Linked DNA regions of Mus musculus: all the other regions are linked to region 1. The links are chromatin loops, found by intact Hi-C in ENCODE. Cell type or tissue: left cerebral cortex. All regions are shown on one strand.

The links. A loop is a pair of places that touch in the nucleus more often than their neighbours do. Peaks named below come from ENCODE experiments on the same cell type or tissue, not always from the same donor. Only the 100,000 strongest peaks of a DNase experiment are listed, where the experiment ranks them.
Region 2: it touches region 1 in a loop (18-fold over the local background); 14 of 42 quality-filtered maps call a loop at or near these places.
Region 3: it touches region 1 in a loop (3-fold over the local background); 22 of 42 quality-filtered maps call a loop at or near these places.

Annotation. Positions count from the first base shown.
Region 1 is chr10:41,301,001-41,309,000 of GRCm38, reverse strand. Fig4 (FIG4 phosphoinositide 5-phosphatase) reads left to right here and starts at 5,760. Exons shown (of 23, transcript NM_133999.1): 1 at 5,760-6,014. The coding sequence starts at 5,949. Ak9 (adenylate kinase 9) reads right to left here and starts at 5,067. Exons shown (of 40, transcript NM_001370813.1): 1 at 4,996-5,067. In left cerebral cortex, CTCF peaks have their summits at 4,722 (motif pointing left) and 6,151; DNase peaks (open chromatin) are centred at 4,770, 5,104 and 5,735; H3K4me3 peaks cover 2,161 bases; H3K27ac peaks cover 1,538 bases.
Region 2 is chr10:41,685,217-41,693,216 of GRCm38, reverse strand. Ccdc162 (coiled-coil domain containing 162) reads left to right here. Exons shown (of 48, transcript NM_001358562.1): 3 at 2,758-2,830; 4 at 3,082-3,192. Among named protein-coding and RNA genes, the nearest start is that of Mir3473b, 18 kb to the right of the region's middle. In left cerebral cortex, CTCF peaks have their summits at 1,801, 2,008 and 3,119 (motif pointing right); a DNase peak (open chromatin) is centred at 3,131; H3K4me3 peaks cover 598 bases.
Region 3 is chr10:41,514,753-41,522,752 of GRCm38, reverse strand. Cd164 (CD164 antigen) reads right to left here and starts at 3,253. Exons shown (of 6, transcript NM_016898.2): 1 at 3,053-3,253; 2 at 746-835. The coding sequence starts at 3,218. In left cerebral cortex, a CTCF peak has its summit at 4,134; DNase peaks (open chromatin) are centred at 3,336, 3,532, 4,088, 7,488 and 3 more places; H3K4me3 peaks cover 3,320 bases; H3K27ac peaks cover 2,039 bases.

The DNA of each region.
Region 1 (8,000 bases):
CACCTGTCCTCCGGTCCAGACGGTGGCTGGCTGTCCCCGGCCCACAAAGGGTGCTGCCTCAGTGCCTCTGTGCTTCCGCCTGTTCCAGAAGCTGTCAGGTTCTCTGGCGCACCCTCTCACCTGTTCAGACTGTTCAGACTAATTTCCTAAGTTCGGCGGGTCCCGGACCAAGATCTAAAGACCCAATTCTTGAGAGCTAAAAAATCACAACAATATACTTTAATACATCAATGTATCTATAAAAATTAAAATGGAAATTATAGAATGTTAAATTCATGCTAATATTACTAATTAAAGTAAATTCTAAAAAGAAGAAATAAGAGAAAATGTGAAGATATAACCAACAAAAATAAAATGTTGGAAATCAATTCTAACAGATCAGTTTGAAAAGGCAAACTTTGGCAGACTGGATTTTAAAGGTGTTAAAGCTCTTTTTGTAGGCATCACATCCGATGATAGGATCCAAGTCCTGGGCTCTCTCCCTGGACCAGCATTTCTCAGTTATTGCTCTTGAAATGATGTGCAGATTGTGCAGAGGGCAAAGACTGTTGAGAGAGATATTCACCCAGGGGAATTTAAACCAGATACGAGTTTGCAAATACTTCAGTTCTTTCACGGCAGAACACCACCTGCAGACTGAATTCATTGCCGGTAAAGTCCCTAAAAGCTTGTAAGAAACAGAAACCCACAGTAACTGAGATGGAAATGCTGGACCTGCTTTGGCAAATGGTTAGAGAAAGGCCTTAAAGGTTCACAGAACTGATAAGTTAGATTAAAATGACTATGAGGTCAGAGAATTCATTAGCATGCTGGGCTCTCTGGAATGGCAAGGGCTACTCCTTCAGTAATGCCACAAGAAACGAACATGCAAAGGTTCATTGCAGTGAATCAATGGTTGGGTTCGAGGCCTTTAGCTTCTGCTTCACTATCAGTATTAGATCCTCTCAGATATCCTGTTGTTGCCCTATGTCATTGAGGTCCTGTAGCTTTGGGTCTTCAGGACCAGCCCCTTACATGCTCCAGCAGTGCATAGATGGGGTAGATGTTGGGGTGAGGCGACTCAAAGCCCTGGATCTGGGCCTGGGTGGTAGCTGAGTTGGTCAGCCTGCCAGCTCCCCTGCTCTCCTGCCTCTTGGGGCTGGCTCTTCTGTGCCCACACCATCAGCGCTGGCTCTACCTCATGCAAGCTCCGCAGTGGTCTGCCACACTAATTCACTGAAGAGGAGGCTAGGAGTCCTCAAGAATGGACTGAGGACTCCACAAGTATTTACACGGGTGATGCCTTAGTTCTTTTCCAAGAGAGGCTTGTAACCATCAAGAGGAGAGCTGTGGGAACTGACATCTGTCTTTCTAGCAAGGACCGTTGGGTGGAGAGTCCTAACGCTGAGTGAAAGCTGCAGCAGCCCAATGAGAGATAAAACAGAGAACTGTGATAGAGTTAAGGCAGGTCTGGAAGGGCGAAAATAAGGTTCATAAATATGTATTCTGATCGCCCCACTCTCAGCCCTGTTATGTCTCTTATGTTTCTTTTTTAGGTCAAAACTGAGGTAGCACTCTCTGGGAACAGCTGTCAGAGAGAGAGGAACATCACAGGAGACTAGAGATATATCGATGCAAGCTGTAAATGCCACACGGCTAGAGTTTAGTTGCTCTGGCAAATAGCTTTGAAAAATAGCAATTGAGGTAAATGTTCCTATGAGCAGAGCCTTAAACAGAGTTTATAAGTCCTCAAACTGGTGGGAGACTCTGAATGGCTTTATCGGGGGCCCATAGGAGACGTTCAGAAGAGAAAAAGCCCATGATTGGACTTGTAAACCGCTTGCCAGATGCATTTAAAGGGAGATCTTCCCCACCACACTCTTGTGTAACGGCTTCCACTGAATGCAAGTGGGATCTGTAACTTGCTTTTCATGATTGTTTTATATTATATTTGACTTCATCTTAGCAGTTGAAGAGAGGCTAAGAAGTAAGCTGACATACTGTTGGAGGACCACACAGTTGGAACAGTGTTTGGCCTCCAGATGGGGAGTAGCCAACAGCTAAAGGAAACAGGAACCCCGGTCCTCTTGCCAGAGATGGATTTTCTCAATCATGGAATGGATTCTTAGTTTCTTGTGTGCGCCCTGACTTGTCAGCAAGAACGCACACGTTTATTGGGAGAGCTTGATTGCAGAGGCGAAGAGACCCCAAGCCCAGAACTGGTGCTGCTTATATAGGCCTAGGAGAGGCGTGTCTCACACCCGGATTGGTTGTGCTTGGGTTATGCTTACCACCTCATTTGCATGCCTACATCTGATTGGTTAACTTCTCTCTCATCTGATTGGTTAATTTTGGTTAATCCTCAAAACCTCATCTTGGCAAAAAAAACCTTTTCTGCCTATGTATGCGTGGTGGCCAGCAGAAGCCAGCACCACCCTGCAACGGCACATGTGGCTTCCCACATTAGTTGTCTCTCCAGTGGAAAGTCAATTTCAGTTAACACCTGATTGCAGAGGACCCCTCTGATCTATGCCAGGGACCCTGGCAATGGAAACTGTGAGATAATAAACATTTTAAGATGTTCAATTTGTAGCAATCTGTTCTGCAGCATAGAAAACGAATTCCACTCACAAAGCATACACCTGTGAAGATGTACTGAACAAACAGGTGAGCAAGATGATTATCCAGTAGATGCCTGCCAGTCTTTCTTGGCTCCTCCTAGTTCCTAATGGTTCCTAAATGGAAAAACTATGGTGGCAGGGATGAAGTGGCTAAGACTATGCCATGATTTAGTAAGGTTCCTTCACAGTAGTCGCTACAACCGATGTTCTACATCTCCACAGAGATGAGGCTAAGACTTTGGTATGATACAATCTCTTGAGGAGCAAGAACTCTTATCATTGACAGACTGGCTATACAGGATTCTTCCCACTGTGAGGGACCAGTGACATGGGGGTGGGGGAAGGTGAGTGTGCCTTCCCTATCTGTAGTCTGTAGGCCAGCACAGCTAACAAATGGTTGGGCTGTCTCATTTATCATCACGAAGCTCATATAATATTGCATTAAATCAAAGGATTTTCTTTACAGTAAAGATTGTAAGATGCGTGTGTAAATGTGAGATTTACTTTTTCTACCACACACATCCCAGCTCACTTAGAAGTCACTGGTGTGTTGGACAGACCTCTCAAAGGTCCTGGTACAGCACTTTTTAGTATTGTACGGGATAGAGACAGCCAGTGTACTTCAAAACTAGAAAAATGCTTTGAGCCAAGAAACAGGAGAAGTGGATCTTATCCCCACCACCTTGTGGTTGACCTGGGCAATTGTGATTGATTTGGGAAATTTCTCACAGTTTTAGACTCTGGTGATAGCAGACTGGATTTGTTTGCTAGGAGAGATGGTTGTATCAAGGATCTCAGTCAAGGTTTTTCAAAACTAAAACGATTGTTATCAACTGGTCCCTTTCGGGCCCCACAAGTCCATGAGGAGTTGTACTGGCAGGGGAGGCAGGTTTGGTATGATAGAGTTGGGATTGCAAAGGTAATCTTAAACTCAGGATTCTCTGGGATGTATATTCATGCCATGACACAGGGATGGAAGCAGGGCAAGCAGCTTAGACTCACATTAGTTTTGACCAAGAGTAAGGAAGACCTAGAAATGTTAGAGATGGAGATGAGTGAGCGGTTAGAGACCTGGGGTTTTGCAGCTGACCTCATTAACTTCTCGAGTTACTGTCTTCAGGGACTGGTGATGGGCTGGGCTGGTGTGACCTTGGTGTGGGGACAGTGGGTGTGAGTGGTTACAGGGTGGAGTACAGCAGATCTCTCCTCATGCATGTCAGGCAACTTTTCTAGGTCACTGCTGGACTTTTGGATACCAGCATGTGGGCTCTGTCCATGAACTTCCTCCAGCTGCCACGTCCCCTCTGTTTGAGCTCAGGCAAATTGGAAGTTCCAAGACACCGAGCTCTGCCTAGCAGGCTTCAACCAGTAATACACGGGAGTTGGCGAGTAAACACAACGTCCCTCCCCGCCTGCTCCCCCGAAAGGGAATGGTTCCAAGGTATGTACTCCCCATTTCCCAGTGAGTTTAGCTGACAGAGAAGCTTGTGTGACAATACCCCCTTTTCCAAGAGCCCCTCCCTGCCCAGCTTCTGTTCCTGGGATCACCCTTATAGAAACAACTTGGCACATTTGTTTGTTATCAGTTTGGCTCCTGGGTGATGTAAACTAAGAAAATTCTCAAAGGGAAGTGCTCCATTGTAGTATAAAATAATAATGGAAAACAATATTTGAAAATCAGAACTATTTATTTTTAAAAAGTGACTTTCCTAAACCAAAATGCTCTGCAGATGTTTAGCTTGCATTGGGAAGAGCTGGTTTCCATTGTGAAATGGAAAAGTTAAAAGATGCAGTTCAAGATGGAGATAAGTGGATCTCTGGGGCTTGCTGGCTTAGCCTCTGGCTTACACGCACACGCACGTACCCCCCCACCCCCCCACCAGCATAAAATGCCATAACTGAGACTCCTGCCCTCTTTCTTTCTAGTTTCTCAATAAAAAAGATATATCAAACTGAAACAAAACCAATAATAGATAATAGATAATCATACTCTAAAAACCTTGTAACGTCCTGCCTTGAATCTACAGCAAACTTTAATATCCTCTTCAGCTATTTGTTTGTATTTTAATAATTACCTTTTTCTTTTCAGTATGAGAGCCCTCTAGCGGTGAATTCTGGAATATAGCGAGGGGTCCCTGTGAAACCTAGCACTTCCTGCCTGTGCTACTTTAGCGGCCACTGTTACCCTTTGGGGCAGGCAAGTCTTTAGTCCGCATTTGTGAGATAAATACCTTAGCTAAAAGGAGAACTGGTTTTGAAAAGTCGATTTATGAAGAGATCGTGGTTTAACTTTGCAAGAAAAGCAACTGGTGTGGGGTCCCCGCCGGAAGTGTACTTTCCTGCAACTGATGGCAAAATGCACCCAGAATGTGGACAATTCCCTGCCTCTGCTTACCTGTGGACCGGGGACGCGACAGCAGCTATCTTCTGAGGCTCTACTGAGGCTCTAGGTAGCTGTTAGGCGGTTGCCTTGGAAACCTGTGGGCGGCGTGCAGAGCCTCTTGGAGGGCGGGGCCTCGGGAGGTGGAGCTGTAATTCAAAGTGAATTCTTAAGCCTGTGTTTAAATGTAGTCATAATTATAAAACACCTTTCCCAAAGTGTAGAGGTGACCAACAGAGCGAGTGCATATATTACCTACTTATGCCCAGACAGCAAACGCGAAAACCTTATCTTAACTAGAACTGACTCTTAACAGCAGCGCGCTCGCCCTACACAGCACGGTCCCTTTTAGAATTCAGACCGTTAGCCTCACACATAAAATGTGCAAATACCAAAGGCGCCACATTTATGTAATTAAGAAAGATTTGTGGGCCATACAGCCACAATATTAACTTTATTGACTTTCGTGGAGATAAAATAGGCGACAAAACAGGGGAAAATCACAGGCATCCAGGAGACAGGTTTCGGGAAAATAAAGAGTATATAGGAAGAAACAGACCAATTACAACACGGAGAAACCGCTCCAAAAGGAGAACCCAATCATCTGATTTCTTTTCTTTAAAGGTCAACATAAGTCAGGTTCTTTTTCTTTCTTTCTTTTTTTTTTTTTTGCCTGCCCTTAAGAAAGATGGCACCCTTAGCGTCCGCCCTCAGCAACCCCGTGATCCTGTAGCCCCGCCCCTCCGGTTTGGGCTGGGCTGGTTGGGAGGCGGGGCTGAGGGAATCCGGAAGCAGCCGGCGAGCCCGCTGCTGAACGTTTGGTGTTCTGACACTGTTTTTGTCAGCTGTGTCTGGTGTGCTGGAGGTCTGCGGGGTCTCCTCGCTCTGTCTCCAGGGGGAACCCCGCCGCTGTCACGACCTGGGCCGCGGCCTGGTGCCCTGTGGCGGGGCCGCCATTGGCTGGAGCCATGCCCACGGCCGCTGCCCCCATCATCAGCTCGGTCCAGAAGCTGGTGCTGTATGAGACCAGAGCTGTGAGTACCCACAACGACGGGACGGGGCGGGAGGACTGCGCTGCGGGGATCGGGGCACCCTGTGGGGTCGTCGGGAAGAGGCAGCACCCCGTACTCCCTCCTCTCCTCCCAGCGCCGCTGCAGGCTCGGCCGCCAGGGCCATGCAGTCAAGCACTGGATGGTTTGCAGGTCTGTCTTGCTTAGGAACATGTGGCTGGCTGGAAGAAGTGCGTGCAGACAGGTGCTGTGGCACACAGGAACTGCACACAGCTTCTGAAAGAGTTCCTCTTTTCTGCTTTCCCATAATCTTGAAGTTCTTGAGTCCACTCCTTACAGTAAAGTCAGGGGGTATGAAAAAAAATGTGAACTTGGCCCAGGTAGCTTCTATTTTGCGATTTCATGGTATACTATCACCGTGATTGGTCTTAATCACATGCACTGTTTTGCTGGGATTCGAGGTTCTGTGACCCGGACGCATCTGTTAATAGTTCTCTGGCTTGCAGAGCGGTGCTAATAGAACTTATTTTTTTCTCATTTCTGTGCTTGGGAAACAAAGTTGCTATAGTGTGGTTTATCTGAATCTGGCCTTCACTATGATATTAGGGTGTGAGTATCTCGTTTGGTATATTCAGTGAACTGTGGCTAGTCTTCAATAGGAGAGTAAATAAACTGTCACATGGGAATTTTAGCCCACCGGTAAGCTGAGCATTCTGAGGCCCTGGCTGAGATGCTATTCTTTATAAAACAGAATTTCTTTTCCCACAAGTCTTCAGTGGCACCCATGAAAACTCGGTTGCTGAGGACGACAAACCCTGTTAGAAATTTTATTTAATTTAATTTATTTGTGTGTGTGTGTAGTGCATGTACATGTGTGTGGGTATGTGTGCCCACGTGGAGGAGTTTGGAGGCCAGGGGTTGACCCTAGATGTCTCTCATTAAATCTGGAGCTTCCCATATTGCTAGACTGGCTGGCCAATGAGTGTCCCTCGCCCAGGCTCTACCTGTCTATACGCCGCACCCCCAACCCTGGGGTCAGAGATGTGTTATTGTGTGGGGCTTTCAGTGGGCCCTGGGAATCTTTACCCACTAAACCAAGTTTCCACACCAGTGTTTTATTTTGATGAAATTTAACTTAACTATATGTGTGTGTGTGTGTGAGAGAGAGAGAGAGGGAGAGAGTATAGGATAGTATCAAAATCATAATCTTCCTGTCTTGACCTCCCCAGTGCTAGATTTATAAACATGGGCAAGATTTTCTGACCCTTATTTTCAGTGTGTGTGTGTGTGTGTGTGCTTACTGCTTTTCATGTTCTTTGCTTGTTCCCAGGCCATGATGATATTTTGCTTTGTCTCACTGAAAAGATTCACAGTTTTAGCCTTTATGTTATCATGTTTTATATTAAATTCATTTATAATATAGTTAGGGCTACTATTGCTGTGATGAAACAAATATGACTAAAGAAACTTGGAGCCGGGCGTGGTGGCGCACGCCTTTAATCCCAGCACTCCGGAGGCAGAGGCAGGCGGATTTCTGAGTTCAAGGCCAGCCTGGTCTACAAAGTGAGCTCCAGGACAGCCAGGGCTATACAGAGAAACCCTGTCTCGAAAAACCAAAAAAAAAAAAAAAAAAAAAGAAACTTGGGAAAGAATTTATTCAGCTTATACACCCACATCATTGCCCATTACTGAAGGAAGTCAGGACAGGAACCCAAACAGGGCAGGAACATGGAGGCAGGACTGATGCAGAGGTCATGGATGGGTGATGCTTACTGGCTTGCTCTTCAAGGCTTGCTAAGCCTGCTGTCTTATAGACTCCAGGAGCCATCAGCTCAAGGATAACACCATCCACAGCAGGCTGAGCCCTCCCCCATCTATCACTAGTTAGAAAGTGTCCTACGTCTGGATTTTATGGAGGCATTTTCTCAACTGAGGTTCCTTCCATTCATATGACTCTAGCTTGTGTCAAGTTGATATAAAACTTGCCAGGACAACTAATGCAGGTCTTAC
Region 2 (8,000 bases), 380 kb before region 1:
CAAATGAGGCAAAAGCGGCTGTCCTACCACAAAGATCACTGGACAGTGCACACTATTTTGAAAACTATGACATTCCAGAGATAATGTTGATATCGCAACTTTTATGCCCTACAAGGACTCTGGGCTGTGCCACATGACAGGAAGGTTTCTAAAGGGACTTTGAGAGAGCAGTGATGGAAGATCCTATATTTCTCCGTGACCCAAGCCACCCTCCACTGTAGCCATCTGGAAGAATCTAAATGATGCTGTTTTCTAGGTGTGGTAAACGCCCACTCTGGTGGATCACTTAGAAATCTCTCTTATCACCCAGCTGAAAATGACCCTTCTTCTCCTTGTTCTTCCTCCGTAATCCCCATGTGCTGTGTGTGAGCACGTGTAAGTTCAGGCTGGAGGTCAGGGGACAGCCGAGAGTGTCAGCCCTCACCTTCTGCCCGTTTGAGACAGGTCTTTTAGCCACTACTGTGTATGCCTTGCTAGCTGCCTCTGAGCCCTCCCATCTCCATCTCCCCATTAGGAGAACCAGGATGCAGGCGTGCACACCGAGTCTAGCTGGGGACCAGTTTAGACCTTCACACTTGCATAGCAGATGCCTTATCTGCTCTGCCCATCTTTTCTTTCTTCTTCTTCTTTTTTTAATCAATTACTTTATTTAAATTTTAAAACATTTTACGTTCTCATTTAACACCCTGAGCCCTGGACCTTGCAATAGTTATATGTCCATGAAGCCCTCTGGATAAGTGGACAAATATCACAGGAGCAGCATTTGCTGAACTAAGAGCATCTCCTGTGAACTGGCTGCTTACGCTCTGCCGCCTCCTTTAGATCACCCACAGGTGCATTGAGGTTAAGGAGAGGAGTGACATAGCTAGAGACACAGTTGGGCAGCCAAGCCCGTGCCTGCTCTGGCTCCCAGCACATCAAGGATGAGAGACAAGAATGCAAGGGAAACCTCCTGCGATTTCCTGTCAATAGCTGCGTCCCTGTCTTGTGGGTCATTGCTTCTCTGCTCCATGAAGATTCAGAAAACAGACAACATACCTGTCATTGATGGCTGATTTTACTCTCAAGATCTTCTTCTTCCTGCTCTTCCTCCTCCCTCCTTCCATCCCTCCCTCTTTCCTCCCTCTCCACCAAGGGCTAGGAGAAGAGATAAGGCATGGATTGTCTCCAACTGTCTTAGTCAGGGTTTCTATTCCTGCACAAACATCATGACCAAGAAGCAAGTTGGGGAGGAAAGGGTTTATTCAGCTTACACTTCCACGTTGCTGTAGATCACCAAAGGAAGTCAGGAACTGGAACTCAAGCAGGGCAGGAAGCAGGAGCTGATGCAGAGGCCACGGAGGGATGTTCTTTACTGGCTTGCTTCCCCTGGCTTGCTCAGCTTGCTCTCTTATAGAACAAGATTACCAGCCCAGAGATGGCACCGCCCACAATGGGACCTCCCACCCCTGATCACTAATTGAGAAAATGCCTTACAGCTGGATCTCATGGAGGCATTTCCTCAAGGGAGGGTCCTTTCTCTGTGATAACTCCAGCCTGTGTCAAGTTGACACACAAAACCAGCCAGTATACCAGCTTCAAAAACCTGACACCAAGTGTCCAGGTGGGTGTTTAGGCTTCTGTGGCCCTAGGGACTTGCTGGCTTGGGCCATCCTTGCCCAGTGACCCTGCTGATCTTTTCTGTGGCGTCCCAGTCCTATTGCTTATACTGTCAAAGTGAGAACATGTATTTCCTTTTCTTGCCTTCTGTTCCCGCCCCTTAGTATTGGAGACTGAACCCAGGGCCTTGCCCATGCAAGACAAGTGCTCTAGCCACTGAGCTACGCCCCAGTCTCTTAACAGAGCATTTAACAGAAGTACTGTCCAACAAGGGAGCACATTACCAGTGCATTTTACAACATTATCTCAGGACTCTTGGGGCCAAGCGGACAATACCAAAGTAAGCTTACTGCTATGTCCCTCTGGCTCCCTCAAGTGTATCTTAGAAATATCACTGTGGCTCCTTGGCCAGGGGCTGCAAGCTAGGAATCTGCTTTGCTGCTGTCCTCTGGCATTCCCAGGGCTGCCAAGCCTCACGTTGCCCATTGAGCTCCATGGGGACAGCACTAATCTTCTGTCCTCGAGCTCCACTCCTCGCTTGTTGTCCAGCTTAGGGAAGGACTCCCTTCTCTGGGCTTGAACAGCCCATCCTCCATGTCTGCTCTGTGATTCCTAGGGTCCAGCTGTGTTCCTGAGGCAGCAAGTGTGGTTAAAGTTTTCCTAAAGGATTTCCCATTTGATAGTTCCATGTCGTTTCTACCTTCCAACAACCCACCATGAACATAAAAATAAAAACATTTTGTTTCAGTGATTAAAGTGTCAGTGTTCTATATCAACTAAAAAGACAACAAGGTTTAATAAGCACACTGTGTGTCAGACACAAGATTTCCCCTCTAAAAGGAATACAAGTGTGTGTGTGTGTGTGTGTGTGTGTGTGTGTGTGTGTGCGCGCGCGCGCGCATGGGTGGAGTAGGGGACTGGGGTAAATCAGAGGAAAGACTCTGGAGAGGAGAAAGAAACTGGCCAGGGAAGGGTTAGCAGAGATCAAGTATATCAAAGTAGAAGAGGGTGGCCTTTATACCCCACCACCACCATGGGCCAGAGTGACATTCCTTCTGGAAAGGTTGGGAAGGGTCACAGCGATCAGGCTGGCCGCCTGCTATCTGCTCTATCATAGCATCCCGTAACACAGCTTCTGTTGCACAAACCTCCCCGCAGCTCCGTTCAAATACCAAAGGATGTCGCTCACTTTAGACGCGAACGGGAAGCGGCTCTGAAGAGAACTCTCCAGGTGAGAGGGGGGCATGGGCGGAGTCAGGAAAACAAGTTCGATTTAGCTAAGGGAGAAAGAAGTTCGCAGGAAAAGCTCCCCACCCCCACCCCGGCAAACAGCTGATACTTTTGAACAAAACAGCCCCACATCCTGTTCATTGCTAAGCTAAGCAAGTGCGAATCATTGTATCCTTAGATAGATCGGATGTTTTGACATTTGAAATTTGGTAGATTGAGGATGTTTGAAACTCATTCATTGTTTGGGTTTAGGTGGCTGAGTCCAAGCCCCTTGTTATTCAGGCAGATGTCCTCAAGAGGGAGCTAGAGAGCTGCCTAAGGCGAGAGTACACACCGGAAAACCTTCCTCTGCTTCTGTTGCAGGTAGGGTCATCTTGCAATCTGAAAACATACTTGGAGTATATTAGAAAGGAATCAGCAAGCTGACTTTTAGGTAGCTCCTGTGGGCAAGTGTTCTGGAGATGGGTAATTTGCAGACTTGGTGTAAATGCTTTCTTCATCAGAGATCATTTCGTTCTCACAGCTAAGTTCAGCTTAAACTTGTTGGGCTGAGAGATTGACCGGGTCTGCCTAAATACTGTTTGTGCCGGTCTTCCACTCTGCAAGGAAAAAAACAACCTCCATCTCCCAAAGGCCAAAAAACAAAAACAAAAACGTTTATTTCTGAAAACCACTCTTAAGAAAATAATTCAAAGTAGGAAAATAATTTGCATTAAAATTCCTGCAACATTGTAATAAGAGTGAGAGATGGAGACAGGAGGGAAGAAGGGAAGGAGAGAGGGAGGGAGAAAACCAGCCAGCCTTACTACCGTCAAGAGAAAAGCAAATCAATGTAGATTGCTATTTGATAGACTATTGTCCTTCCATCGAGTGTTGTTGTTTTTGTTTTGTTTTGTTTGCAAAGGAATTACTTCATCTTGTGATATTAATTAAAACTATGTATGCACATTTGATAATATTGATCATATTGACCAAAGACAGAAGAATCCCTAAGCTTAGGTTGCAGGACAATGAAACACCCCTGAACTTTTATATAGCTTCTCAACTTTGCATAATCATGTAGTATTTAAAGTTTTTAAATGATTTATTCTTCACTTCTATTAAATCATTTAAGGTAGTCCATGTTATGAGTTGTTTCCCCTCTTAAATAAAGTTAGCTCTTTAGTAAGTAGTTAGTGCTAATCACAGAAGATAATGAGATTCTATTTGCAAGTTAAAATGTTGTTCATTTAGAATTTTTCTCTTTATAATTGTCTTTCTTCCTTCTTTTCTTTCCTCCCTCCCTCTTCCCTACCTGCCTCTCTCCTTACCACCTCCCTCCCTGCCTCCCTCCTTCCCTCCTCCCTCCCTCTTTCCCTCCTCCCTACCTGCTTTCCTTCTTCCCTCTTGCTTCCCCTCCTGCTTCCTTCCCTGCCTGCCTCCCTTCCTTCTGTTTTCCTGGTACTCACCATTCATTTTTGTGTAACAGGGTTCACAATGGAGGGAGAGGAAGGGTAGGGATAATAGATATTTGTGTCTGGAGATGTTCTTGGCTTCCAGAGTTTTGGGGGCAGTGGACATAGACGACTGGAGCATCTCATGTTTAGCTACCAGAGGCTAAGGATGATGTCGCACACTACTGCACAGAACATCCTGCAACTAAGAATTATGATGCCTCAATTGTCAACAGTGATAAGGTTGGAAAAGTTCTAGAACAGCCTGGATTTCCATAATATATTCATTCCTGTATTATCTGGAGAGCTTTCTTTAATGTCACTTGTAGTTCATGCCGGCCAGGAAGACATTCTCATGGTGTTTGTTATTTTATAAAAATGATTTTTTCTTTAATTTTATAAAGCTATTTTTCCTTGGTTATAGAATTCTGGACTGACAACTTCTATCATTCATTATTTTAAAGGTGCTACTCTATTCTCTTGTGACTTGAATGGATTCTATCTCGGAACACAATATATTTCCTGTTCTCTGGCTGTTTTAAGCTTTTAATAATTTTCAGATGTTTTATTATAATATATAGTGAGATTTTCTTTGCTTTTCTCTTGCTTGGAGTGAGACTTAACTTTTTGGATTGTGAATTTATTTATTTATTATTTCCAAATGAGGGAAGATGTCTCTTGGCTTGCTATCAGAGGCTTCATTCCAGGGTCACTTGTGCAAATCTCACAGCATTCACCTGGAAGGGACTAAGGTATAGTTTCTTATGGAGCTCGATGTGCGTGACCATGGCCCAGGAGCACAAAGTCAGGGTCTCGCAAGTTCCCTGTTCCAACATGGTAATGACATCATAAAGTTCTCATAGTAACACAACAAAGAAAAGTCACAAATCAAGACACTTTCAAATACACTGGTAGGCAAGTTACAGCTTGGGGGAAATCTCAGCTATATGTCTTGATTGCTATCTGGTGGTGTTTTTAGCCTTTTGGTTGGTGGAATGCCATGGGCAGACCCAGTCAGGGTCCCTCAACCCGGGGAGAATCAAGGTTCCTGTACTCAGGTGGGCAAGGAGTGACAAACAGACAGGAACACAAGAGAGTGCTGAATCTGAGTATAATTTCTCAAAGTGAGCATCAGGCTTATATAGTCATTACCGAAGAAAACAAGGTAGTTAGGTGATACATCAGCCAAAATTCACTGAAGTCATCCTATGCATAATGATTCTTTACACAAAACAGAAAAATGCATACATAAAAGCAGCAGGAACCAGGCAGTGGTTACAACTGAGATAAAATCAGCCCTACCTAAAGTCAGCTATTCTTAGAAGCCAGTTGTGAGGGCTTTATGCTCCAGGTACAAGGGCTTCACACCCTAGCCACAATTCTAGTCTATTGTGTAACCCACCACCAGGGGTCCCTTAGTAAATACCTAGCTATGCTATTTTTGGAAGTATGCACTAGGGAGGTCCCTTTCTTGCTAACCTTTCTGTGAATAACAAGATACTCTAGTTCCTTCTTAAACCACAACCCACCTTCTTCCTAGACCATTGTAAATTCCTGCATCTAGGAGTGACTCAGCTGTTATTCTAAGTGTTTGTGGGGAACCTCCATTTACCAGAGGAGCCCACCAACTTTCTTCTATTATGTAATGTAGTCTGCCATACATGACTGTAATGAGAATTCTAAATTTACTTTGTTGAACTTGCCCTGAGATTCTAACTCTTATCCAGTAAACTGCAATACCTGATTTCTTTCACTATCTCTCTTTCAACACTGGAGGGATTTTGTCTGAATAAGTAACATTTTTACAAGATTCCAAGCCCAAGGTCAGCTCAAGGATTGACTAGGATGTTGGGACACCAGTGGTGGACAGGAAACAATGGCCAATCTAACTTGGCTATGTGTCAAATCATTCCTTGGGGGCACCTATAATAAAACAATACTGAAAGAAAGCACACAAAACCCTCCACCGACTATCGCAAGGACAAATCTGGACCACATCTAAGTTACAGAACACCAAGGACCTCCAGGAGACCAGCTTCCGTGAAACTTTTTGCCTCAGGACTGCGGCCAAGCTTTTGGACTTGTTATGTAGACACCACTGGAATGGGCATGGCAATGGAAACTAATTTTCCATCTGTACATTCCAAAGGATTTACCCAATAGTCGCAAAGATGTAAGGTCAGTCGCAGAGATGAGCCCGGAATGGCTATTATAGAAGCTAAAAGTAGTCCAAGACCAATTGTAATTAGGCTTGCAACATCCAGTTCTCCACAGCCACTGAAGTTCTTGTCAGTTAGACAGCCACCTGGAAGATTCAATGTAATGTACAATTTTCTTTTTGTTTTCAAGCAACTTTTGTTCACACCTGGCTGCATTGTTTCTTAGCCTGTGGTGAGGGAGAATAACACAGCTGGAAGATGGGGCAGAAGGAAGCTGTTCACCTCTGGGTTGCCACAAAGCAGAGAGCTCACTTTTTAGAACAAAGGTCCGCCCTGTCAAGCCGCTAATTTTTGAATCCATAAATGGATTAATCCATTGATAAGGTCCGGGCCCCATTGATCCATTCATTTGCCAAAGGTCCACCTCTGAACATTGCTGTTCTGGGGACTGAGCTTTCAAAAGACAGTATTGGTGGGAGACCCTTAAGGTCCAAATCATAGCAGTCATGATGCTGAAAAATATAGATGCTGGATTAGGCGGCCTTCAAACATGGCCACCAGTGTTCCTCATCATGGACTTGTGTCTGTGTTTCTTGACCCTGGACAGCTAGCATGAGACTGCCTCCCGTGTGCTGGGATTAAAGGTGTGTGCCACCACGCCTGGCGAGAGCATTTCTTAATTTTTGAAAACTTTTAAGCACGGTTTCTTTAAACAGAGTTTTCTGGGTTCTGGGAGTGACTATAAAATTCTCAATAAACAAAGCAAACTCATATTCATCTTTCTCAACCTTACTAGGCTTTTTCCCATCCATTATTCACTGCATTACACCCATAAAATCTCTTAACCTAAGCCTAAAAACATCCTTAACTCTCCTAGACTTAATTTGACTAGAAAAAACTATTCCAAAATCAACCTCAACCCTCCACACAAGCACAACCACTCTTACAACTAACCAAAAAGGCTTGACTAAATTATACGTTATATCATTCTTAGTTAACAGTATCTTAATTGTCAAGCTCATTCCTGAGTTTAAGCCCAGCTCCGAGACCCGTTGCTTAAATTGCACATCCATTACAGTGTTTCCTATCACCTCGGAAAGACCAAGATCCTGTTCCCTTTGGCTGTATCCTTGTTTGCAGTTGGTACCTACTTCATTTTGTGAAGTTCCTATTGCTCTTCAAGGTTACTAGCTTTTGTTCTTGTTGTTTTTGTTCTTCGAGACAGGGTTTCTCTGTGTAGCCCTGGCTGTCCTGGAACTCACTTTGTAGACCAGGCTGGCCTCGAACTCAGAGATCCCCTGCCTCTGCCTCCCAAGTGCTGGGATTAAAGGCGTGCGCCACCTCCACCAGTCCCAGTTGAAGTTTTCTAACATTTTCCATGCAAAGTCTAATGTACCTCTAATCTTGTCGGTTCAGTGTTTGCTTCAAACGTGTATTTACTTTTAGACTCCTAGACTCTTCAAGCTGCATTCACATTCGCTTTCAGTCTTCGGACCTTTAAACACTTGGCTTGCTGACCTTGTTAACTAGGTTGGTTCTTGTCGTCTTCTCACTAACTGCTCTTCTGCCCACAGATCTT
Region 3 (8,000 bases), 210 kb before region 1:
ATTGCACATGAGCAGGAGAGAGCACACCCTGAAGTTCTACTGCATAGCTTAACACACTTGTACTACGAAAAAGCTAACTCCCAACCAATAGTCTAATGAGTGTTCTGAACTCTATGTGCTACTTCCAATATTCACAGAGTAAAGGAACTTAACACGGGACTCTTGTTTTTACTGAAACAAACAAACAAACAAACCAAAAATATGATTTCTATACCTCCAGGGAAGCCAAAGCCAATCCTAACAAATCTTTAATAGAAGGTTTTTCAGATAGAGAAAGCTGCAAGTACCTTACCTTAAGGGAAACAGAGTAATCTATGTTATATTAAAATTCTAAGAGAAATCTTATATTTCAACAGACTTCTATCTAGCTCACAGCCTTCAAATATTGCTAAGTTACTGAACTTAACTCACAAAAGCACAGAAAGCAACTCTCCCTTCTTATTGCTCCTTCACAGCTAAGCATTCAACAGCTCTCCACAAGGTCTACAATTTATCTCCCAAAACAAATGACTCCATTTCCAAAGGAACTGTAATCCTTCTGAGGCTCTGAAATCTCTCTTCCTTTAAAAGCTACTAAATCTCAGCAGTCGAGTTTATGAAATCAAAAGGGGGAGGGGAGAGATTTCCAAGGAAAATGTTAAGAAACTATGGAAGTCCTGAATTTAGAAAATAAATACTTCACACTACCTTAAATATTCTACAGAATATTCAAGAATATAGAGCTTGTGACCACAAAGTTTCTTACCTTCTTGGCAATGTAACCAAAAGCAGGTAATATTATTAGTAAAGGTGGCATTAACACAGGAAACACAGCTGTTGAAGCTCGCACAGGTTTCTGAGGGGAAATTATGAAATCAATGAATTGACATTTCATTAGTTTGCTCTACATCTATTTTCAACAGTAAGCGTTAGATATAGTTTTAAAAATTAATAATTCTTCAAAATAGTCAAACTTAATAAACTGGTATAAGACATTTCAAGCATGGTTCAGGAAATTAATATTGACGACCTGAGTTCAATCCCCCAGACGCACAAGGTGGAAGGAGAGAACCAATGTTGTCTTCTGACCTCCATTTGCATGCTGGGGCAGGAAGTGTGTTCACATACATGTACATACACACGAATATTAAACAATTATTTAAGCCTGGGGTAGTGTAATCCCAGCACTTCAGAGGGAGAAGCAGAAGATCTCTGAGTTCCAGACAGAGTGGGTTCCACAGCTGGTGGGAGTATACAGTACTAGGAAGTGACTGTCAGCCAATCCTTCACAAGACTGAAGATACATTCATGGACTCTCAAGATAAAACAGTAAACACTAGAACATCAACACAGAGAAGCCACTGCCTCCAAACACCAGAGAAACAAGTTTTAATAAAGCGCGTAAGCTTGAAAAAATTCAACTCGAACAGAAACAAGCCAATCTCAATAGATTTTGTCTTCATCGGTGATTTGACTTCCACAGTCTTCTCTACAACCTGGAAATGCTCCTAAAGGGGCCACTGTCATATATGTGCCCGACAGCAATCCAAACCTGTGGGTCCTGACCCCTCTGGGGGTGTGGGTGAGTGGAACAGCCCTTTCACAGGGGCCTGCTAAGACCATCTGCCTATCATATTTACATTAGGATTCAAAACAAGCAACACAATTAGTTACAAAGTGGCAACAAAACAACTGTATGGTTGGGGCTTCGGGAACACTAAACCAAACAATCCAGAAATTAGAATTTAGCAGGCCAGAATGGAGCTAAGTTCCTTTCTTTTCTAGAAACTAGTCGCCTGCACCATTCTCCTTTGCTGAAGCCCTGGATCTCAACACGTATTTACTGCAAACAGGACACGAAGAACCATTCATAAAGTACTCGTTCTTAAGACACGCTGTTCACAACAGTGTAGCCTGATAATGGATGCAGCCTTCGGAATGCTGCAGCTAACCCCGTAATTGCCAGAAAACACAAGTTATCTCCTCTGTGGGCATTTCAATTATACAAGGCAATTAACTTGTATTTCCAGGCTTCTCTTAAAACAATATGAAGAACCCACACATTACAAGTCTGGGAGGAAATTGTCAAGTAGGTAGGAGTCAAACAATATTTTACTTTATCACTTTAACCGTGATAGAGATTCCCAGAACTGTTCTGTAATTTACTTTGTTCATTTAAAAATATCTGTTACCCTAGCATCCTTCTAACAAAAAATCGGGAACTACTTAGTTTTATTCATATTAAAAAAAAAAAAAAAAAAAAAAAACCAAAACCCTAGAGAAGGCACTAGGACAAGTCAATCTTTAGGTTGAGAAGCGCAGTTACTAGATTAAGAGCAATAACCAACTTAAAGCACGTCGTGTTTTCACCTCATTACTTCAAATTTACCTTCTGTCTCATTTGCGTCGTCACGGCCTATGCCAATTTGTACAAGCCTTAACGAACCCTAGAGTTGAACAAAAGGCGTGTTCCTTGATCGGATTTCAGAAAAACGGACAGACTGAATTTCAACCTAACTCCACAGCCTTAAAACACAGGCCCCCGGGAGATCACATCTTGCTCTTTATATGTCCCTAGGTTTCACTTCTCATCATCCGCCACAAGCCTCGTTCTTCCCTTACCACTCAAATCTCAGATACAGCCAACACCGCTCAGCTAAGTCAACGTGAAGTTACAGGAGGCTCGCTGGTGGGAGGGGGCAAAGGGACACCCAACTCATCTCTAAATGTCCCCCACCTATCCCGAACTCCTTCATTAGAAACTTCCGGAGAAGTTTCGAGGGGAGGACAAGAGTCTGTCCCACGAGCCCAAAGTTTGCGCACCCCGCCGACCGCGGGGCGCGTCGCCTCGTCCAATTACTCCTAACTGCCACCGCGGAAGCAAGCCACGTCGCCGTCCCGAGCTGCGGCGCGGAGTTACCAGGCGCTTGGGGGGATGGCGCCTCTGAGGGCAACGCTCGCGGCCTAGCTCGCCTGTCGCCTTCGCCCCCCACCCCGTCGGGCCGCCGTCCTCCGGCCGGGCGGCCATGTTGCGCGAGTCCCCACCGGCTCGGCGCGTGCGGCGGGCGCCCACCTGGTAGCACGGTGGGCATTTGCGTCGTCGGGACCACTTTGGTGGTCGTGGTCGGCACCTCGGTCACGTTGGGAGCCAGGGTGGTGATGTTGGGCTGCGCGGCCGAGACGCAGAGCACGGCGAGGCAGGTGGCGGCCCAGAGCAGTCGGCGGGAGGAGCCCGACATTGTGTCTTCAGCCCAGGCGTCCGGGAGAAAAGCTGCGGCAAAGCAGGCTCCGTCTAGCACTGCGTCCCTGCGGCGCCGCCCCCCGAGAAGCCCGCCCCGCGGGAGCGCGCGCCGGTCACGTGAGCAGCCCGGCGGGGCGGGGCGGAACGGGCGAGACCACTAGGAAGCCGGCCGGAGGGAGAGAAGCGGCCGCGGAGACCTCTAGGGCAGCAGTCCGTGCGTCGCAAGCCGTCCTTCTTGTCCTGGGAGGATCACGCGCGGCACAATGGAGCTTTCCTCACATCTGCACCACGGATGATCTCCCCCCGCCCTGGCAAGGATGGAACTGCCCACGTGACGTAGCGAGGGGCGTCCACCTGCGCCGCCTGGGAGGCGGGCCGCGAGGTGTCACGTGACCCCTCGGTAGCGCGCTGCGGGTAAGAAGCCCGGAGGCTCTGAGACCGCTGAGCTTGAGTTCTGCTGACCGCGCTCGCCTAGGGCTCTGTAGGAGCCGCCTTTTCTTCCGTGAAGCTTGATTTATTTTTAAGTGTGAATTTTTGTTTTTGAGAGTTCGGGGACTCAGTAATGACGGAACCACGGGATCCAAGAGTTTGCCGGGCCACTGGTTCAGTGCCCGTAGCTGTGGGTGGGACCGAAAGTGATCTGTCCCGGACGCTTCCTTGTCGTAACCGCCACCGGTGCCCTTGCCTCACCTGCTTCTTCCGAGTCACTCAGAGATCCGCAGTAGGGATCGATCTGTCCCAGCCCCAATCACTGTGGTCAGAGAGGAAGACGGCTAGGGATGAAAAGCCTTCGTGCCTCTTCCTATCCCCACATCACGAGCGACGAAGTATGAGACTTGGGGAAAGTGACCTGACCCTGACACTAGGATAGCATAGTGGCAGAACAGGCATTTTCAGTGCCTGTTGGCGGACTCTGGCTCTCTTTAGTCGTGAGCGCCATCTGATGCCGGGTCTCACAAAATAATCAACGCTTGACATGCTTATAGTAGGTGGTTTTGGTTTTTTTTTTTTTTTTAAATGAGACTTGAAAATGATAGGTAGAGCTAGGAATGTAGTTCATTTGGTAGAACGATTGTCCCTCATGCAAGAGTCCCTGGGTTTTGCACTATGCTGTCTTGATTGTTTAGCGTTTGCCATATTTTATGTTACAATTTTAATGTCATAATTTTAATTATGCATGTGACCCTAATAACAAGAATATCAGATGTTTCGGTGGTGTCTGTTTCGCTGTAGTATGCATTTTAAAAAATGACTCTAAAAGCATTTTTACAACTTTAGCGAAAGATTGAAAGCCCTTATTTCTGCCAGTAATGAATTTAATGTGGTTCCTTTGTGGGTGTACTCTGTAAAATAAATATGAGCCAGTGGGTTGTGACTGACCAAATCAATGGTCTTAGCATTAAGGTGCAGTCAAATAGTCATCATAAGAGCTTTAGAGAAGCTGCTGTTCTCTCAAACGCCTCACATGACACCTAGGCTAAAAGAAGAACTTCTGTTTGGAGATTTTAAAGCAGAGGTTATGTTCCATCTCCTCTTCCTGCTCCCAAATCGATGATCTCATTTGTCCCTAGGATGAACACACTCTGCTGTGGGGACCATTGATTTAACAGCTTGTCACTTGAGTGTTCCAACTATAGTCATCAGATTTCCTTTCGTTTCTATAAGGGGACAATTTCAAGACTAACAAACTGCTGGCTCGGTTTATTTTAATAGCATATACAGTACTAGATCAAGATTTAGTTCCAAAGTCATTTTCACTGCTGTAGAATCAGCTTTATTTTCAGTTTAAAGGAGCCAAATTCCATTTATTGTCTTATTTCTCAACTTTGACGCTATTGTGGCTAGTTGACTCTTCCTGTCTAGTCTCTATAGGTTGTGTAATAACAACCTGGCCTCTATCTAGGAGAGGGTAGAAAACACCCTACACTTCCCTTGTGCCAACACCACCCCCCCTAACATTTTCAGTGTGCCCCAATGGTAAAATCAACAACCTTAGTTGAAAACTAGTGTGCTAGACCCTCTTGGGGTCACATATCAGATATTATGCATATCAAATATTTACATTGTGTAAAAGGTAGTGGTTCCATTTTGGGAAAGTAAGGAAGAAAACAGTTTTAATGTTAGGGAAATACCTTTGAATTAATTAATTTGGTTTATTGAAAAGTTCCTGTGGTGTCTTAGTCAGGGTTTCTATTCCTGCACAAACATCATGACCAAGAAGCAAGTTGGGGAGGAAAGGGTTTATTCAGCTAACACTTCCATGTTGCTGTTCATCACCAAAGGAAGTCAGGACTGGAACTCAAGCAGGTCAGGAAGCAGGAGCTGATGCAGAGGCCATGGAGGGATGTTACTTACTGGCTTGCTTCCCCTGGCTTGCTCAGCTTGCTTTCTTATAGAAACCAAGACTACCAGCCCAGGGATGGCACCACCTGCAATGGGCCCTCCCACCCTTGATCACTAAGTGAGAAAAATGCCTTAGAGCTGGATCTCATGGAGGCATTTCTTCAACTGAAGCTCCTTTCTCTGTTATAACTCCAGCTTGTGTCAAGGTGACACACAACCAGCCATTACATATGGTATCAGTGAAAACTGGCCACAACACAGTATGACAGTGTTAATGTTCCTTGAAATGATGACACACTGTCACTGGACTGGTTTTGTGGGGAGACATTACCGAGTTTTTATTGGGTATCTGCTGTGCCAGGCATCATTAGAAATGTCTTCACTTGCTTTGCAGTCCAAAACAAGCATGTTTAACTTAAAAAGTATGATGTAAAACTTCAAGAATCTGGGACATGGTGTTACTAAACCACTCACTCATTACCAAGTAATCAGTTGATAGTTGGGGGCAAATGCCATTTTTAATTTTAATTATTGGATTTTTAAATTTTATTTTGAGACAGGGTCTCAGGTAGTCTAGGGTGGTCTCACACTACTGTGTATAAAGGTTAACCTTGAACTGCTGACCTTCTTGCCTCTACTTCCGGCATGGAAGTGTCAGGATGTATACTTTTAAATGGTGGTCATAAGAACCACTGCACACATGTTATAGAAATTACTTTCTAATTTCCTAAGCCTATTTTCTAATTTCTTTATCACTCTCTAATGTCTAATAGCCTGAGGTTTCTACCCCACCTTTGGTTACTGAGCTCCCAGATGGAAGACACACTTGCAGCCTTTATATTTACAATAAGCCCTAAACAGTACAATAGCTGGGTTAACCACTTATGCCTCTTTTGAAAGTAGATTCTAACAGCATGGAGGGTAGGCAGCTGCCCAGCTATTGTGCTATTTAGGGCTTCTTGTAAATATAAAGGCTGCAAGTGTGTCTTCTATCTGGGAACTCAATAAGCAAATGTGGGGAAGAAACCCTGGGCTAGGATTTTAAATAATTGCTATTACAGTTGTGCATACCTATAATCTCAGTACTTGGAAGACTGAGGCAGGGTAATTGTGAGTTCAAGGTCAGCCCAGGCTACATAGTGAGGCTCTTGTTTTGGGATTTCCAAATAAAGAGTAGCTTGGTTTCTCAGATATCCCAGAGCTCTATGACGATGAAAGAGGAACTCAGCCTGATGTGGCTGTTGAGGAGCCTTGGAGAACATTTACAGCATACACATTCCAAGGCCATGGCCTACAGGTTATACTTAAGTAGTTTGCTGAGTGTCAAAGTGAGCATCCATCTACTGAGCACTGACAGCATACCAAGTCTCTCTTTAGGTTCTTTATACAAAGTATAAGTTATTGAACTTGGATGAAAAGCCTGAGCACACCACCACCTGTTTATCAAACAAAGGCCCAAAGGAGGCACCAAAGCTGGTGCAGGTAGGAAAGAGCAGAGCTTGTTTTCCAACCCAGGCAGGCTGCCTCTAGTGTATAGTTTGGAATATACAAATGTCTGCATCTACGTGAGAGCTCTGTATTGGTGTCTATTTATTAATACAGCAACAAAAGAGAGAACGGCTAAGAGCAAGGAGTAGTCTGGAGATGACCTTTGTGCTGTGGCCTTTCATTATGTGGGGCACAAAGCTTCCTATGATGAAATGACATCACATTTGCTGCAATATTAGCTGCTTATTTAGATACTGTATCATAGTTACATAGGATGGAAGCGCTGGGGAAACTGGGTAAAGGGTACCCAGACTCCTCTGTACTGTTTTTGTAACTTCCTGTGAATCTGTAATCGTCTCAAAATAAATATATGCCTAATTTAGTATATGCCTAATTTTAGCAAGCCCTAAATCAATGAATGGCCTGTCTCTCTCAGAATCCTTGGAGGACAAACCTGCCTTGGAACAGAGTCATAAAAGTGGGAGAGAGGCACAAGGGTAGAGGAGGTAGGAGGAACTGAGCAGTCACCAATGTGCTATGGTGACACCACCAGGGCTGTTGAAATCAGGAACATTAGTCATCTTGTGATTCCCAAGGGACTGAGATACAGCTGTCCAAGTAAGACAACCAAATGAACATGGATCCCTGTCTCCATCTTGACATTCTCTCTCCTAGAGACTATGGCTTAGGAGGTCAAGGACAGGGTCTGCTGGTCTATAAAACTCTTCCCTACAGGTGATGTAGCTTTAGGGACCTTCAGATGGAGCAACTGATAAAACAGAGCTCTGGCAATGTCCCCTGGGGTCTACTACCTCAAGGACTAAGGCAAACCCCTTGATTTTCATATGGTTGGCATGGCTCAGAGACATGTGAATTATATTTACAACATCTAATACAGTCCTCCCTGCATGCTAGGCATGAGCAATGTAACTTCAAGCTCAATTGTTTT